Linked DNA regions of Homo sapiens: region 1 is linked to region 2. A link is a loop called in an ENCODE intact Hi-C map of the cell type or tissue named here. Cell type or tissue: PC-3. All regions are shown on one strand.

Region 1 (2,500 bases), 52 kb before region 2:
AAGTGCAGTGAGCTTCTTAGAAGCCACAAGTCTTTTGCCCAAGAAGTCCCCAGTATCCTTGACAAACTTAGAGAGCCCTAATGCTTTCATCCAAACTTCTTTCTCCCTCTCCTTCACTGGGTTAGAATTGTATCATGCTCTGAAGACTCACCCAACCCTTTCATCCAACCTTTTCATTTGTTCTCATAGGTGTTTCTTCTAATAAATTTTTGCAGATTTTTGAAATTCTTCCTCAGCAGTTGCTTCCTGCAGGATCTGAAGTAACCCATTGTGGGACAATGTTTTTCCTATTTAAGGAGAGATGGACTTGATTAGCCATTAACAGGTAAGATATTACCAGAAAGTTTGGCGTTTTCAATTCTAATATTTAATTCAACAAACTTAAAACATGGCAAGAGATCAAAAGCCTGAGATTTTTTTATGTAATCTTTTTAACTTGCTTAAACCACAGAAACGTTTAGACGCTTGATATGTGTGGTGGTTAACACTGAGTGTCAACTTGATTGGATTGAAGAATGCAAAGTATTGTTCCTGGATGTGTCTGTGTGGGTGTTGCCAAAGGAGATTAACATTTGAGTCAGTGGACTGGGAGAGACAGACCCACCCTCTATCCATGTGGTCACCATCTAATCAGCTGCAAGAGCAGCTAGAATAAAGCAGGCAGAAGAAGCTGGAAGAACCAGACTTGCTGAGTCTTCCGGCCTTCATCTTTCTCACATGGTGGATGCTTCCTGCCCTTGAACATCAGACTCCAATTTCTTCAGCTTTTGGACTCCTGGATTTGCACCAGTGGTTTGCCTTTGTCCATAGACTGCAAGCTGTACTACTGGCTTCCCTACTTTTGAGGTTTTGGGACTCAGACTGGCTTCCTTCCTCCTGAGCTTACAGACACTCTGTTGTGAGACTTCAAATTGTGATTGTATGAGTCAATACTCCTTAATAAACTCTCTTTCATAGATATTTCTGTCCTATTAGGCCTGTCCCTCTAGAGAACCCTGACTAATACAATATGTTTTTATATTTCTAATAGAAAATAGAAAAGTATAGCTTAGGAAATCCCAAGTTTGGGGACATCATCACTGGCAATAATTTTCTGTAAAGAAAATAAAACTCATAATCCGGGTTGCTGGGAGAACAGTGACCTAGTATAATCCTGAAAATTGACCATGAATACACCCTATGTATTCGTTTCTTATTGCTGCTGTAACAAATTACCACCTACTTAGTGGCTAAAAAAACTGGCTAGACATAGTGGTTCATGCTTGAAATCCCAGCACTTTGGGAAGCTAAGGCAGGAGAATCACTTGATTCTGTGAGTTTTAGACCAGCCTTAGGAAACATAGTGAGACCCCGACTCTAGTAAATACTAAAAATAAGCCAGCTGCAGCAGGCAGTTGATGTCAGGGTATCATTTGAATGCAGGCGTTTGAGGCTGCAGTGAGCTGTGATTGTGCTACTATGCTCCAGCCTGGACAGCAGAGTGAGACTCTATCTCAAGGAAAAAAAATTCACATATTTATTACCTTACTGTTCTTGAGGTAAGTAATGATGTACAACATTAGTCTTGTTGGGCTATAATCAAGGTGTGTGCAGGGTTGGTTCTTTCTGGAATCTCTGCAAGAGAATCTGTTTCCTTGCCTTTTACACCTTCTGGAAGCTGCTTGCATTCCTGGGCTAGAGACCTCTTCCTCTCATCACTCAACTCAGATTATCCAGGATATTCACCATCCCAAGATCCTCAATTTAATCACATAGGCAAAGTCCTTTTCTGTGTAAAGTAATATATTAACTAGTTCTGGGGTTAGGATGTGGAAACCCTTTCTTTTCAACCCTCCTAAAAACAGAGAGAGAAACATTGGATGATAGAAACCATTGTCCAGACATAAGAAGCAGTTTATAAGTAACTTTGTTGTTCTGACTCAGAAATCTGGAACTCTCCCATAAAATCCGTTAATTAGTCTGAGACCATACAAGAAAAAGGGAGTTGCCCTTGATCTTTGAAAAAGAATGTTTTATGAAATGAAAGGGCAAGTAAAAGCTGAGGAAAAAAATTAGCAAGCTCAAAATTAATCTAGACATAATATATTTATATTAATACTATCCTCAATTTGTTCTACCAACTATGTTATAAAATCTTTCTGCTTGTTTTTTCTTTCAAATAAGAGGAAAAAAATTTGGTAGCAAGCATGCTTTCTTTTATACTCAAAAGTGAGAGTCCCTGAAGAATTTGCTTTTTCCAAATTATATATGACAAGCATGAATTCATAATGTTTTTCTCATCTATTTTCTTTAATAAAAAATATCTCAGTGTGATGTTCAAGGAAAGGCTGCAAATCTTATATAAAGATATTTCTTTTTAACTTATATCATACAAACAAAATAAATTTAGATAAATGAATTGCCTTGAAAATTGTGATAATGAATAAAACAGAACCTATGCCTAAAGAAAAGGACACAGGAATTGTTCAGGTTGACTTTTTGTTGTTGTTGCAGTTATGTT
Region 2 (2,500 bases):
AGAACATAGTAGATATTTTGTCATAGAGTTTACTGTATACTTATCTATCTATCTATCTCAGTATCTATTATCTATCTACATAAAGAAACATTTTTAACACATTTTCTCTATGATTTTTTTTATTCCCTCAGGGAAAATCTCCCCTACTCATTTACAGCAGGTTATTTTCACAGACCTTGCAAATGCATATGAGTTACTCAGTAGAGAGTGAATTAAATACCAAGAAAAATCAATGAAGCTCTGAAATAACTTTTAAAGAAATGATACACCTTAAAGTTGATGCAAATGGCAAATATGGAATAGATGCTTTCATGTCATGCTAGCAGATACGGCATTGTAAAGGTTTTAAAGTCAAGTGGTCTAGGGATTACATCTGGGCTTTTAATCACATTAGAACATAACTTTGAACATATTTCTGGACTCGTTTAAATCAATTTGCTCATCTTTAAAATGTATGATTTTACAGTAATTTTAAAGATGGTATTGCATGACAAGATAATATATGTAACAAGCTAAGATCAGTATAGATTTTATGGCAAATAATAAATGGCATCTATAATTGTTGTATTGCTAACACTACTTTTATCATTTCTACTACCAAGATTATCTCATAGTTCTGACTTAAGGATATAGTTACTGTATTCATTATAAAGTCTACAGTGATATGTTTTATGTGGTTTAGGCATGTTTTGAAGAGCCTCACAGATTTCTAGATCTATGAGCAATCCTGAGCATTCCTCACCGTTGGCATGCATGTTAAGGACAATAAATTGAATAGCCCACACTACTTTCTGGTTGCTAGCACCTGGTAACTTTAAACTCCCTGCCCATGCCATCTCATTCATTGCCTTTAACATATTCTTTTTGGAAGACAAATATTTACTGAGTGTGTACTAAATACTAGGTGTGAATTAAATGGTGTTGAACAAAAAAAAGGTATTTATAGTCGGAAAAGAGACAACAAACAAGTTAATAAATACCTCGTTGATAATGGTAAACATGAAGAATAAAAACGAAGTGTTATCATAAAAGAGGCAGTTTATGGGGAGGGGTTATTTGAGTCATAACAATCAATAAAGTCATCTTAGATAAGAAGACAGTTGAACAAAGAGCTAAATAAAGTGAGACAACAATTACTCCCATAAAGAGAAGGGGAGAACATTCCAGGACAAGAAATAGCAAGACCTAAAATGCACAATGGGTGTGTTTGAAAAGTCCAAGAAGTACAAAGAAGGCCGAGTTGGAAAAGGTGTGTGAATGAATGAGATTGTAAAGTGATGAGGTCAGAGATCCAAACACAAGAGTGTTCGGTAACTATATACTGTAGAGCCATATACAGCATAATGAAGACTTATAATGTTTTGTTGAGTGAAATGTAAACCATTGGGAGAATATGAGTAGAAAAGTCCAACAGTCTTACTTCAGTTTTCAAAGTATCACTCTGGCTGATGAGTAAAGACTATAATTTAAACAGGCAAAAGTAGAAGCAGTGAGACCAACTTGGAAGTTGGTACTATTTTCTGAGTGATGAGTAATGCTGACTTGAAATAGAATGACAGAATAAACATTTCAGAACTTAGTTGTATTTATTTCAAATACTAAGCCAAGAGAAATTGCTAGCAGATTGATCATGGAGAGATGTAAAAAAAAAAAAAAAGACCAATGAATACAATTAAATTTTAATCTGTGCAACTGGCATAATTGAGTTACTATTCAGAGAAAGGGATAAGTTTGGGGAAAGATACCACTTTTCTTCATATAGAAATAAAAAATTTAGTTTTGCACAAATTTAATTTGAAATGCCCTATCAGATTTATAATTGGTAAGCACCACTTTAAGTTAATCCATTAAAAAGAGAAAATTTATTTTTGTGGAGACTGTATCTTCTTACCCTGAAAAATAAACCTCGATACATTTTATTTCATTTATGTTCAGTAAAATTATATTTCATGTTTCCTGAAAAAACATATGCAAGTATTGATTTTAAAAGAAGTAATGACATAAAAGCATTGACCTCATATTTGTCTTTTTCATTATATTTGAAGTGTATTATTTATTTAAAAGTTAGCACTTCGTGAATTTCTGTTGGTATTTAATCCATTCTCTAGTGAAGAGATAAATGCACATGCATTTCCATTGTCTACTTCTTTTATAGTTTCCTAGTCAAACACTACCAGATCCTCACATGTCAATACCTTTGTGTGAGATTTGGGAAACTTATCATGATTTCTAAGAAAACTTTCATCTCTTGCAAATCTTACAATCTCATTTCAGAAGTAATTGCATGATTTCATTGCATTGTATTTTTTGCTGTGGATACTTAGAGAGAAGGTGAGGCTAATAAATTGAGATGGTGGACTAGGATAAAGGCAAAAGATAAATATAGGCTAATTTTATGAGGACTAAATTCATTAGTAAATAATTTTATTTCGTGATATCTCTGATGTCACTGAGGTACATAGCAAGGTTTCCCCATATAACATAAACAGGCGTTTGTCTT

The links. Hi-C counts contacts between places; a loop is a spot of excess contacts. Peaks named below come from ENCODE experiments on the same cell type or tissue, not always from the same donor. Only the 100,000 strongest peaks of a DNase experiment are listed, where the experiment ranks them.
Region 1: a loop joins it to region 2, with 5 times the contacts of the local background. A loop is called at or near these places in 3 of 110 quality-filtered maps.

What each region holds. Positions count from the first base shown.
Region 1 is chr5:27,853,837-27,856,336 of GRCh38, forward strand. No RefSeq gene overlaps it. Among named protein-coding and RNA genes, the nearest start is that of PURPL, 380 kb to the left of the region's middle. In PC-3, no CTCF peak of the experiment used is centred here; no DNase peak of the experiment used is centred here.
Region 2 is chr5:27,905,914-27,908,413 of GRCh38, forward strand. No RefSeq gene overlaps it. Among named protein-coding and RNA genes, the nearest start is that of LINC02103, 380 kb to the right of the region's middle. In PC-3, no CTCF peak of the experiment used is centred here; a DNase peak (open chromatin) is centred at 1,498; H3K4me3 peaks cover 449 bases; H3K27ac peaks cover 528 bases.